4 separate regions of the Homo sapiens genome follow, and regions 2, 3 and 4 are each linked to region 1. A link is a contact called in ENCODE Hi-C or POLR2A ChIA-PET data. All regions are on one chromosome and are shown on one strand. The core of a region is the stretch at or near the end of the contact, and the rest is flanking DNA. Distances in the headings are between cores, read along the strand shown.

Region 1 (3,317 bases), core at 564-3,063:
TATTCCCTTATTTCTTTGAAGCTTCCCCCATCCACTATGGCTTTCTATTTCTCTCTCTGCATAAAAGTTTTGTATATCCTTTGAGCCTTCTTTGTCCGTACAGAGGAGTCAAACCAGAAATGCCAGGGAGTTAATGCTCCATGAGTAACCTTCAGGCAATGAGAAACAAGAGCTCATGTATAACATTCCAGCTTCCTCTCTCCTTAGTGAGAAAATTATGTTTTGTTTTATGCACTGTTTCACAGGGTCCCTTCATGCAGAACTTCTCACAGACAATGGGTAACTCCATTTATTGATGCACTTTTTATTGGTCCTCTTCTCTTCTGTGCTTTACTTCTGTACCCTCTCATTGTATTTTCCTCAAATAAACTACTTACACCCAAAATCTTGTCTAAGGGTCTCCTTTTGCAAGAACCAAATTAAGATAGTCGTAAATAATAAAAGATGGTGGGGTTTTTCTTTCTTTCTTTCTTTCTTTTTTTTTTGAGACAGAGTCTAGCTGTGACACCCAGGCTGGAGTGCAATGGTGGGATCTTGGCTCACTGCAACCTCCACCTCCCTGGTTCAAGTTTTTCTCCTGCCTCAGCCTCGCAAGTAGCTGGGATTACAGGGACGTGCCATCATGCCCAGCTAATTTTTGTATTTTTAGTAGAGACGGGGTTTCACCATGTTGGTCAGGCTGGTCTCGAACGCCTGACCTCGGGTGATCCACCTGCGACAGCCTCCCAAAGTGCTGGGATTACAGGCCTGAGGGACCGTGCCCGGCCAAGATGGTGGGTTTTTCGGGCCGGAAGCAGTGGCTCACGCCTGTAATCCCAGCACTTTGGGAGGTCAGGAGATCAAGACCATCTGGCTAACACAGTGAAACCCCGTCTCTACTAAAAATACAAAAAATTAACCAGGAGTGGTGGCGGGTGGCTGTATTCCCAGCTACTCAGAGGCTGAGGCAGGAGAATGGCGTGAACCCGGAAGGCGGAGCTTGCAGTCAGCCGAGATAGCGCCACTGCACTCCAGCACGACCTACAGAGTGAGACTCTGTCTCAAAAAAAAAAAAAAAAAAAAAAAAAAAAAAAAAAAGAATAGGTCTTTGGAGAGAACTGGAAGTTTTAGACCGTCAAATTTAATGCACAAAGAACTACCTACCTGTGGCTTTATTATTGTTATTTTTTTCATCATTATTTTTATCAGGACTTTTTTTTTCACTGCTCATCCCTCCCCTGATGCTGATGTAATGAGGCAGCCTAGTGCTTACGAAGGAGACCTGAAATAGGAATATACAGATGCACATTTACCCTGTCTCTATCGCCTAAATTTTCAGCCTCAGTTTCATCATCTATAAAATAGATGTAAAATACTTGCTTTTCTAGCCTTCTAAGCTTTCTGCAAGACTTAAATTGGATTAGAAAGAGTGTTTTCTATGCAATAGTTTAGGAGCTGACAAGAACTGATATCAAGTTTATGCTTGAGCTTTAATCTCCAACTCACATGTCCTTTGCTGTTAATGTGTTTATGCATTTGGTAACTTTACCTAACATCCTTTAGAGTACCATGTGTTGAACTTCAGGACTTGAACTCTATGAACGTTATTTATATTCTGCTATAGATGCACAAGAGACCAAACAGTTAACAATCACTGGTTGTTAACTGGTGCTGAGAGAAAAGTTCACTTTGTGTTTTCCTCATGGGCATCTTTGCAGCAGTAAGAGCTTCAACTACAGTTCTCCCCCAAAGGAACCTGTCTAAAACCTGAACTCTTCTTATAATACTTGATCAATCAGGAAGTTCGAAACACACAGTTCTTCGACTTAAGAGCGGCTAGGGGAAGAGCTCTGTTAACCACACCATTGTGGAGCCGGAAATTCTTGCTTCCTCTAGAAGCAGCCATCTGGAATCACTATTACTAAAGCAGAGAGATCCAATTACAAGTATATATTTGTCAGGGAAACGCCTGACAGCTTTTAAAGGAAACTCTATTCTATGGTGCCAAGGCCTGGCCAGGTTTACCTGCGGAAAATAAGTCAGATACAAAGGCATGATCTGTACCGCAGAAACGAAAAGGAAGGAGAAATGGAAATAAAATAGACCTCTATTTTTATTATTCAGATTGTTTTTATATAGAATGATACGTTTACCATGTTTTTAAAAAGATTATAGAATATGTTTTCTTCCGTAGCAGAGAGGGAGCAATCAAGCTCAAATTACAAAGCGAGGAAAAAGATGAAAGTTTAGAAACCCTTAGAACTTTGCTAATGTACAGACAGAAGCTGAGGAAGGCTGAAATACAGGAAATAATGATTACTATTTGTGTTCTCTTTCATAGTTTCCACTTTGGTTAAACTAACTGGAAGGAAACAAATGATTAGGTTACTTGTGTCATCACTTACATCAGTCGTTGTATTTTTGAAAAAAAAAAAAAAAAACAATAAAAACCCAACACATCATTACCGTTTCCCATTCAAGGAGAATGGGAATCATTGCTGTATCTTATTCCATGTCACAAGCTGAATAGTTTTGTTGCAAAGACAGGGGAATATTGAAATAAGCATAATAGTTTAATCATAGAAGTGGTTGTGAATTTTTTTTTGGAGACCAGAGGTTATAGATCACAGTAAACAAAATATCATCTACGGAACTCTCTCTTCATTCCCACCTTTGTTCCTCTCTGTTCCCCTGAATGAATGCTCAGAGTATCATAAGGATCATCATTACAAATGCACAATCTTTTGTATGGAATTTTCATTTTTTTCTTTATGAAGTATTCTCATCCTTTCAAAGAGAGCCCTGATCAAGCCCTTTTTAAAAACAAACAAAATAGAAATAGTGTTGAGTATCTGCCATGTGCTAACCATCAGGCTGGACATCATATCCATTAACTTACATTCATGTAAATTAGTGGTTATTACTTGGTTTCCTTTTCCCTCTATTCCCTTCCTACTTAGAGTGTGCAGCACAAACTTTAGCACTTAACTGTGGCATCTCTATTGTTTAATTTTTTCTAGGCTGAGTGTGGTGGCTCACACCTGCAATTCCTGCACTTTGGGAGGTGAGGTGGGCAGATGGTTTGAGCTCAGGAGTTCCAGACCAGCCTAGGCAACCTAGTAAGACCTCATCTTTACAAATAAATTCAAAAATTAGCCAGGTGTGGTGGCACACGCCTCTAGTCCCAGCTATTCAGGAGGCTGAGGTAGGAGGATCTCTTGAGCCCAGGAAGTGGAGGTTGCAGTGAGTAGAGATGGTGCCACTACACTCCAGCCTTGGTGACACAGCGAGACCCTGTCTCAAATAATAATAATAATAATAATTGCTTCCAGTGGATT
Region 2 (3,317 bases), core at 441-2,940, 450 kb before region 1:
CACTGTCTGAATACTTTCCATGGTACGATAGTTCTGTGCAAGGTGGAAAAAAAGGGAAATAATTGAATCAAGTATCATTTAAGAAATACCTCCCTTTGAAGCAGCAAAATTCAATAATAAAATTAATATAATTGTATTTGTACTACCAGACAAATATTTGAGAATATTGTTCATATTTCAGAACAAATGTAGTGGGTTCTGTTTAACTCAATTATTTTGCATTTGCTAAGAATATGACAAAAATTTAAATTAATTTTCTCTCAAACAGTCCTAGGCTATCAAGATAGCTATAGAAACATATCTGAAAAAAGGTATTAGGTCAAAGTCTTATGTGTCATGACCTCTTCATGTGTGTATACAAGGTTATTTAATAATGAATCAAGATTTAATTCTCATTTTCTAAAAACAGTCATAAGATGATGGGTCCATATAATAATAGAAATCCTTTATTCATTGCACAAATGAGTAATATGTATCAACCAATTCAAGAAGGCTAAGGTAGAAAGCCATCAAGACATTTCTGCCACAACCCTGATGTTTTCTGCAGAGATGAAAAACATACGTTATCTAACTTTTCATATTAATACAAAAGAAAAACTTAATTTTTAAACCAACCACAATGGTTATATCATGGGAGTTTATTCAATATTTATTACTTTATTCTGACTGAATATCATTCGACAAAATTTTAACATGTTATGCAGTTACATGATTCAAAAAATTTAGAAGAGCACAGAATGGTAACTAGGGAAACGTCTCTCAACCTATCCCCACCTGACCAGTTTCCAACTCACCTACCCTCTTTCCCACCATGAAAATTAGTGACACCCAGGATGCATTTCTTAGTTAACCTTCCTGCTTCAGAATAATGCCTATTCCTAATTCGGCAGAAGAAAGAAATCATTCAGTTTTTAAAACTTAAACTACAATTTTTACAACAGAATAGCATAAAAGCCGTCCCTCTTATAAGATAACATCCTCTTATAAGATAGCAAATATTTAAATCTTAGGTTTCCTTTACCAGTATCTCTGAAATACAAGACTCAGGCAGAATAAACTAAATTGTGCCTGGCCCCATGCTATATCAATCCTCTTCAATGAGATATCACCATAAAGGTACAACTTTCATATTCATTCAATAATTTTCTATAGCAGTGTTTGTCAAACTTCAGCATGCATCCAAATTATCTGAAGGGCTTGTTAACATAGCCTGATCCTCAACCCAAGATATTATGATTCAGTAGCATTGGGGTGGGGCCTGAACACTGACAGCCATAAAATGTTCCCTGAGGCTGCTGCTGCTGCTGCTGCTCTAGAGACAACACTTTGAGAGCCTACTATATCTATTCATTGCTAAAACAAGGCACTGTTGGGGAAATACAATTATAGAAATAAAGATAACATCTTTGTCTCTGAAGATCACACTTTAGGGACAGAAGTAAAACCTGTAATGCTAAAGAATCTAGAGTGGGGTATGTAAGGACAATGCTAGCTGGGTGATGGATACACAGCAAGGGCTGGAGGGATTCCAGAGAAGCAGTCTGTGGGAAGTGGCATAAATTAATGGTGAGACAGGTTGACAACACTATGCTGTATTTATAAGAGAGTTTAGGTTTCAGGTACCATTAAAAGAAGAAAAATATGAGGCTTAATACCTCAAAAAGTGTTTCTCTATGTATGAAAAAAACAGGAAACCACAGAGAACTGAGGAGAGATACCACATCAGATGCCATTTAGAAGAAACACACGTCAGGCTCTGATTAAGGTTAACAAAATGCTGCTGTTTTTTTTAAAAAAAAAAGGAACACTTTTAAGAATATTAGGAAGCTGTTGATTTACAATGAAGTATAAATATGCAATTATGTCCAGCTTCATTATAATTACCATAAAACTAATGTCTAAGAAGTACATTTTTCTTTTCCAAATTAAAGTTTCAAATACTCAACACACAAAAGGGACATTGATCATGATACTCAGAGTAAAAAAAATATGATCAGGGAACCACTGACTTCAGAACAGTATAAATTTTATTTTTCGTATGAAGAAGTTAAAGCATTTTTGTTTCGTATATAAAGTATACAACGTAAAGTGGTCAAATTGTCAATATTTATTTTGTGTATAACATATAAAGTTTTTTTAAAAAGGCCAAATAGACATCTTCCACATCTGTTACTATAAAAATTATTCTAATCTAGCATTTACAGTGAATTCAATTCATAACTCTTTTGAGCACTCAGTGATTTCCCAGAGCCAGTTATACGAGATGTATGAACTTAAGAAAATTTTAGTCTAATGTACCCCTTCATAATAACAATTTACAAAAGGACAAGCTACATTTCCACAGTACTTGTGTAAATGAAACTTTGTCAGATTACTTGTGATAAACCTCAAATCCAAAGAGGCATTCACTGGAATCTTAATTAGTGGTAGTAATAGGGATTAGGGAGCCAGGGCACTATTTTGTTAACTTTTCATATATGAGTGTTTGCGCAACAGATAACCCTCATTTGATCACTTCAGCAAAACACCCATTATTGTGTAGGAGGTGGGGCTGGGGAACAGAGGTAGGGGGAAGGGGATTTCAAGAATGAAGAATAGAAATAGAGTACAACAACAAAGTCTTTAAAAACAAACAAAAAAATTAGATTATTCTAAACTGTTGCACTAAGGCTCTAAACTTTCTTAAGACTAAGTGGCTACCATTCTTCTCTGAGGTATATGAGAGGAAGTGAACCCAGAAAGCATGAATTTTCACACCTCCATTTAAACTTCTGCAAAAAGACAGTGGTGGTTTCTACTACCTCTTCCTTTAGAGATGAAGCAAATGAGAGAAAATATCAATAGCAAATTGTTTTACAAATGTAGAAATTTCAGGGTGCTGGCAGAGACCTGGGAAGAAGAAAAGGGAAGAGAGAGAGAGAGAGAGAGAGAGAGAGACAGAGAGAGAGAGAGAGAGAGAGAGAGAGAGAGAGAGAAAATAAAAAGGCCAACTAAACTCCAAGTTTTCACTAATCCAAAAATCTTTCAATATATTCTATTGACCCTTACAATTATAAACCACTTAAGTTGCAGGCTGAATCGCTTTTAAAATACAGTGAACAAGTATAAGTAACTGTCAATCTACAAAGAATAGAATACATGACCAATGGATAGCCATGCACCTGTAATAATAATATAATTTCAGGATCTTTTTATTTCAAATAAGAGTAAGAACTGCCATTTATTGATGGCTTACTACCACCTATCTATTACACAGAAATCTATTAATGACTTTTTGTTAAAGTGATAGTTCTGTTCATATAATATCATGAGAGATA
Region 3 (3,317 bases), core at 537-3,036, 410 kb before region 1:
AATGGGAACCATCTCACAGCACTCAGAATGGCTATTATTGAAAAGTCAAAAAATAACAGGTGCTGGGAAGGGAATCTTATACACTGCTGAGAAAAGGGAACACTTATACACTGCTGGTAGGAGTGTAAATTAGTTCAGCCACTGTGAAAGCAATCTTGATTACTCAAAGTACTTAAAACAGAATTACCATTCCACCCAGCAATTCCATTATTGTGTATATACCCAAAGGAATATAAATCATTCTACGATAAAGACACGTGAACGTATATGTTTACTGCAGCATTATTCACAATAGCAAAGACATGGAATCAACCTAAATGCCATCAATGGTAGACTGGATAAAGACAGTGTGGTACATATACACCATGGAATACTACACGTCATAAAAAAGAATGAGGTCATGTTCTTTGCAGCAACATGGATGGAGCTGGAGGCCATTATCTGAAGCAAACTAATGTAGGAGCAAAAAACCAAATACCATATATCCTCTTGTTTAGCTCTCACTTGATGTTTAGTTCTCTCCAAGAACACATGGACACAAAGAGGGGAACAACAGACACCAGGGGCTACTTGAGGGTGAAGGGCAGGAGGAGAGAGAGGATCAAAAAACTACCCATGGGGAACTATGCTTATTACCTGGGTGATGAAATAATCTGTACACCAAACCCCCATGACATGTAGTTTACCTGTATAACAAACCTACATATTTACTCCTGAACCTAAAATAAAGGTTAAAAGACAGAGAAAGAGAAAGAAAAATCTAACCACCAAGTTTACATAATAAATTCTGGACTTCAATAAATATTCAGTTGTCCAATAAAATGCTTTTGAATTTCTGATGGCATGTACAACAATGTAGGTAACATTAGACTTGATTTAAGTTTGTAATTTAATTCAAATTTGTAATGTGATTCAGACATCAGGGCAATTTGCTTTTCATGGGTGTGAATTTCTCTTCCATGAGCATCCCCTTATTCTGCCCATCAAAGTAGAAAGGAGAATAATGAGAAGTGGAAGCTCTATCCTTTTGATTAACCTGCTCAAGCTCAAGAGCAAGGCAGTTTCCCCTGGTTTTACCCATTACAACGGTAGAAGCACTGCAAGGGCCAGTCACTGAGCTGTGCTCAGGAGCCATATGAAGGGCAGATGCAGAGCAACTTACCTTGGCCATTCCAAATTTTAAATTGACATACATTATCAGAAGTAGGAACACATTTAGTTTTTGTAAGAGACAAGCTAACGTACAAAATATTCTCAGCAAATGGCAAAACATATCTACTTTTCAACAATTCTTCTTTAAAATTATATTGAACGAAGAGATATAAAGTCCTAGTTAATTCCTTTTCTAAAATGGAGTTTTAAAAAACAGGTATCTCACAAGACTGTTTCACTTCTGCCCATTTGAATGTATTACTTATTCAAATGTTGAAATAAATTAAAATTTTAAAATAAAATAAATATTATCAGTAGATTAATTAAAGGTTTCTGTTTTTTGTTTTCTCTTTGAAATAAGACAGAAACACATGAGGTCCAGCAATAACTTATTTCCTTCAAAGTTTCATTAAATAATGATTAAATCTAGCCCTATCTAGAGATTAGAAATGTTGGCACGTTACATTATAACCACTCAGAGAAATATAAGGCATTATCTTCCCTTACAAATCATTAACAAAAACATCTGATCATACAGACCACAACAGAAATAGAAATGCTATCAGTGATCACACTGTTTGGTGGTAAGACAGGATGAATGGAGATTTAAGTCTGTTTTTCCTCCCCATCTTTAGTCAGAACCAGATGTTAAATATTGAGACTGGGGGTAGGGGAAGTAAACTTCCTCTTTTAAAACCCAAGAGCTACTCTTTTTTTTCCCCTTTGCTGCTTATTTTGAGTGACATGCATTTATGCAAACACAAGATTTTCTGCAAGATTTTCAATGAAAAGCTGCAGCCTAGATGTCAAAATCTCCTAACTGCCTGCCTTATATGTGTGTGAGACAGAGGGGGTCAGGCATTATGCTGTTGTTCTGGATGGCAGGAGCATCACAGAGAAAGACAAAAGGTGACTAATTAAGTTGGACTCCAGAACAGTAAAGGGTCTTGTTTCTTTTAAAAGAAATATCAATACTGATTAAAAGTTAAGATGAGATCTCAAGGATGACAATTAGTTGCTAATCCTTCAAGATCTAACAAAGTATCTAGATGGAAAAATGAAATGTTTAACAATGACCAGAATAATAAAAATAGAAATGGGAAAATAATGAATAGCAGTGAGAGAAAGAAACACATGGTAAATAATGACAAAGAACAAAAAAAAAAAAAAAAAGAAATCCCTGCAGTTAAGAAAATGAAGAAAAAAGTAAAAACATTAAGAGGGTATTATCAAAATAAAAAAGCAAATTAGCAAAACAAAGGGCAGGAAAAAACAAACAAGGATATTTTGGGTAGACGTTATGTAAGAGAACATTAGAGCATGGAAAAGCTACTTTTCAGCTATCTTTACATTTTTATTAACTACATAAATAGGCACAATTAGTACCATTTGTTAAATAGATGAGGCAACAGTTGCATCATGAAGTGTGTTTCAGTGCCTTTCATATAAAGTTATTCTATGCACAACTGGAAAACACCCGCATAACAAGCATTAAAAAGGCATTTCACCATTTTGATTTGCAACATAACGTTTGTGCTGTTATCTCTGGATGATAAGATTACATACAAGTGATTTTTTTATTTATACTCATATATTTCCAAAATTTCTATAATATTCACCCTATAACCCAGAAAACAATAAAATGTTTTTTTAAACATTCTCCTAGAGAATGACCCATGTTATAAACACAGGCATTTACAATTCCTGCTATAGAAATAGTGACATGGAGTTAATCTAACCTAAGAAAATTTCAGTTGGGTTATTTATTTGCCTGATTTGCTTCTAGAAAATGTGGACAAGTTATAGGATACATGAACGTTTCTAATTCTCAGCTCCTAAGGTCTCTTATGTCATAACTAAGGTAATGGCTGGATCTTAGTCATGTCCTTTCATATTTCCAGTATTAAAATAAATAAAATAAACATTGTTTTTTAGACTAAGCAGCCAGGGACATAATTTTAAAAGTACATCTGAAATACCAAAGCCCACATTTTCTTAAAAATATGTGATGTCCTGGTAAAAACATTTGATAACAAGTCTGAAGATCTGAGTTCTAGTTGTGGTTCTGTGGATCTTGGACAAGTCACCTAATCTCTTTGGTTTGGGCCTCAAATTCCTCATCTGAAAAACAGAAGCGGTGGTCAGTGGTTTTCAAACCTACCTGT
Region 4 (3,317 bases), core at 378-2,877, 300 kb before region 1:
AACTGAGGTTTAAAGAGGTTAAAATCAAGGTCACCCAGTGGATGTGTGACAAGGAGTAGGGATGTGGAAACCAAGGCTTTTGTGTACAATCTGTGTTTCTTACACTCCAACCTGTGCCCATTCTGAGACAGTTTCAGACGGTGATGAAAAAAACCTCTCCATGCCCCAAATCAGCAATCAGAGTCCAAGAATGATCAGTTTTCTAGTCAGCTGTGCTGAATGAGCTCTATGACCTGGATTTCTCCTGCAATATCTTAGTTTTCCCTTGCCCAGTTACTTTTATGACCTATTTAATAAGTCATAAAATTATGTACTAAATTTAAAAAACTATAACTTGTAATACTATATTATAAGGATAATGTCATTGGTAAGGAATCCTAAGTAGACTATTACTTTTTTAATTTCTCAGATATCCATAAGTTCTGCTTGGGGGAACTGGTTTGAACTAGATACAAAGAAATTAGCCATATAACAGTTTATCTCTTTGGCAACCCCATTTTCCTAGTACTTCAAAATGACTCCTGCTTCAGAAATGAACACATATTCAAAGCCAGTGTACAAACTTAATGGTCATCCGGTAATATTGCAAAATATCATCTGACCTGCCCAAATACATATTTTTAGACAGTTCTATAAATGGCTCCTTCCCACGGGATACATATTTCTGTTCCATTTTTTGTGAATGAATATTCCCTGCTCCCACACCCTTCTTTACAGGAAGAGGAAGAAACACTGGAATTACTAAATGGAGCATGACTCTTTTTCCAGACAACAGGCCCAACCATGAGAATTAGAACGTCACTTGGCAGCTGGATCCCTTTTCTGTCCTCAGAGACGATGACACCTCAGGAAAGTGCTTACCTCCACATACTTCCTGAAGCCTTAAAAGGTCAAGAGTACTTATTGAGACACATTTTATTTTCCGCTGTCCAATCTAAAGGCATCACAATGTTTTTCAGAGAGATTTTAATTCTACAAAATGATTCAGTAAAAGACTGGATCTAAAATTTGTCATGTTAAAAACTACTAAAATCAGGTCATGGTACAATAATTTCCTACAGCTTATAATAATTATCATGAAAGTATAAGTCCTGCATTTCTGTTTCTTAAACTATAACGTTTTAAAAATTATTTAATATTGTTTTATCCTAATCATATTCAGATCAAACAAAGGTATAGTTGTTTTTTAACTGGCAAAAATGCAGGAAAAATGTGTAAACTTTTAAACAACCAATATTCAGAGTGAACTTTTAGAAAATGTTAAATTTATCCCTCAAGTAAACTGTTTGTTATTTGCTTATATTCCTTTAGAAATCCACCAGGAAACTCTGTCCATTACTCTGACATGATTGTACCATTAGGACCTCTCCTGGTAATTCTGTTTACCTCGTTTTTCATACTAAAAGCCAAATACTCATTAATAACTCTTCATCAAAGAAGACAGTCATTGTGGAGCACAGAAATTAAATAGGCATCCTAAAGATATTGGGATTCACTTGGAAGGAAAAATATAGAAAGCAAATTCGTGGTTGGTAAATATTGAGAGGCTTTTAACGACTAAGGTCTCATGTACTTCAATGCTAAAAAGCAGAAGCAAGCTGCTGGAAAGCTGGCTGCTGCAAAAATTTTTGAGCTCTTATCACATGACATTCTGAAAGCCTTTGGAAACATTAAAACATAAAAGTCACCACACTACTTCCTTCTGAGAGTTTCTAAATGCCACTGAGAGTTTCTAAAATGCCCTGATACCCTACAGCTCTTCACTCTTGGAATAAAGGATCCAGGATGTTTTAAACGTTACCTGGTTACATTGGCAACAATTATCCTGAGTCTTAAAATACTCCTTACATCAAAACTCACTTCTTAGATTCTATCATGTTCAAAACAAAATATTATAAAATGCATAGAAACTGATTGGATCCTGACAAATAATTATAGTTGGGTGTTTTTTTAATTAAAACTCTGATAATATTTAATTCATTCTTCTTATTTTTATAACTTTTGACATGTATGGATTAATTTTCAGATGTTTTTCCATTTTAAAGCAATAAATAAAATATAATCTAAGAGCTCATTTTTGGAGATATGTGTTATACAAAAGGTAATTTCTATTTTTTATGCAACACAGCATTTTAATTATTTAAAATATTGTAAGTCTGTTGGTAATGAATGGTGCTGTTGTCATTGATACTAGAGACAGTCTTGGAATGTGTGAAACTGGAATTGAAAGTTTAGATAGACTCACATCAGCTACTAAATTTAAGTAATAGATTTTTGTTTTTTTTTGTTTTTTTTTTTTTCTTTTTTTTGAGAAGGAGTCTAGTTCTGTTGCCCAGGCTGGAGTGCAGTGGCACGATCTCGGCTCACTATAACTTCAGCCTCCCAGATTCAAGCTATGCTCCTGCCTTAGCCTCCTGAGTAGCTGGGATTACAGGTACCCGCCACCATGCCCAGCTAATTTTTGTATTTTTCATAGAGATGGGGTTTCTCTGTGTTGGCCAGGCTGGTCTCGAACTCCTGACCTCTTGATCCGCCCTCCTTGGCCTCCCAAAGTGCTGGGATTACAGGCATGAGCCACCGCGCCGGGACTTCGTTGATTTTTTTGTCTGTTAACAACATCACTCAAACAAAGTACATAATTTGTCTTTTTTTCTTATGTAATATTCTATCTTTATTTTTCTTTTTAATTTTTGTGGGTACATAGTAAGGTGTATATATTTATGGGGTACATGGGATGTTTTGATACAGGCATGCAATGTGAAGCACTTCATAGAAAATGGGATATCTATCCCCTCAAGCATTTATCCTTTCAGTTACGAACAATCCAATTATACTCTTTAAGTCATTTTTAAATGTACAGTTAAGTTATTATTCACTGTAGTAACCCTATTATGCTATCAAATTGTACGGCTTACTCATTCTTTCTAACTATGTTTTTGTACCCGTTAACCATCCCCACCTCCCTCCCCAAACCCTGCCCACTACACTTTCCAGCTTCCGGTAAACATTCTTCTATTCTCTATGTACATGAGTTCAATACATAGACAGATTTGTATATTTGGAGCCTGGAAGTTGACATGGATCATATCTGAAGGCTCCAATAGTATCAATGCAGTTGGAATCAAGGTTTTGATTTTTAACTCCCAAAAATAAGTGAGAACATGTCATCTCTCTTTCTGTGCCTGACTTATTTCACATAACATAATGATCTCCAGTTCCGTCCATGTTGTTGCAAATGACTAGATCTCATTCTTTTTTATGACTGAATAGTACTTCATTGTGTATATGTACCACATTTTCTTTATCCATTCATCTGT

Evidence for each region. A loop is a pair of places that touch in the nucleus more often than their neighbours do. ChIA-PET counts read pairs that join two places held with the same protein, here RNA polymerase II (POLR2A). Pooled maps may share reads with other maps.
Region 2: a loop to region 1 is called in a map of naive thymus-derived CD4-positive, alpha-beta T cell, with 2.6 times the contacts of the local background. The contact joins two enhancer-like sites. A Hi-C loop is called at or near these places in 2 of 168 maps with a recorded cell type or tissue (CD4-positive, alpha-beta memory T cell and naive thymus-derived CD4-positive, alpha-beta T cell), 1 of 37 single-sample maps with no recorded cell type and 7 of 50 pooled maps. POLR2A ChIA-PET finds 5 or more read pairs at or near these places in 3 of 52 experiments (BJ, CD8-positive, alpha-beta memory T cell and activated naive CD4-positive, alpha-beta T cell).
Region 3: a loop to region 1 is called in a pooled map, with 7 times the contacts of the local background. The contact joins two enhancer-like sites. A Hi-C loop is called at or near these places in 1 of 168 maps with a recorded cell type or tissue (CD8-positive, alpha-beta T cell) and 8 of 50 pooled maps. POLR2A ChIA-PET finds 5 or more read pairs at or near these places in 4 of 52 experiments (WTC11, activated CD4-positive, alpha-beta T cell and activated T-cell).
Region 4: a loop to region 1 is called in a pooled map, with 3 times the contacts of the local background. The contact joins two enhancer-like sites. A Hi-C loop is called at or near these places in 4 of 50 pooled maps. POLR2A ChIA-PET finds 5 or more read pairs at or near these places in 4 of 52 experiments (CD8-positive, alpha-beta memory T cell, T-cell, activated CD8-positive, alpha-beta memory T cell and 1 more).

What each region holds. Positions count from the first base shown.
Region 1 is chr3:106,204,503-106,207,819 of GRCh38, forward strand. No RefSeq gene overlaps it. Among named protein-coding and RNA genes, the nearest start is that of CBLB, 340 kb to the left of the region's middle. Within about 2 kb of position 1,814, at least 7 of the 41 ENCODE cell types and tissues checked have a DNase peak (open chromatin) inside an H3K27ac peak, as active enhancers do.
Region 2 is chr3:105,751,586-105,754,902 of GRCh38, forward strand. It overlaps CBLB (Cbl proto-oncogene B), which reads right to left. Exons shown (of 19, transcript NM_170662.5): 5 at 1-33. Among named protein-coding and RNA genes, the nearest start is that of CBLB, 120 kb to the right of the region's middle. Within about 2 kb of position 1,691, at least 5 of the 41 ENCODE cell types and tissues checked have a DNase peak (open chromatin) inside an H3K27ac peak, as active enhancers do.
Region 3 is chr3:105,796,870-105,800,186 of GRCh38, forward strand. The region is part of intron 3 of CBLB (Cbl proto-oncogene B); the gene reads right to left. Among named protein-coding and RNA genes, the nearest start is that of CBLB, 70 kb to the right of the region's middle. Within about 2 kb of position 1,787, at least 2 of the 41 ENCODE cell types and tissues checked have a DNase peak (open chromatin) inside an H3K27ac peak, as active enhancers do.
Region 4 is chr3:105,906,343-105,909,659 of GRCh38, forward strand. No RefSeq gene overlaps it. Among named protein-coding and RNA genes, the nearest start is that of CBLB, 39 kb to the left of the region's middle. Within about 2 kb of position 1,628, at least 9 of the 41 ENCODE cell types and tissues checked have a DNase peak (open chromatin) inside an H3K27ac peak, as active enhancers do.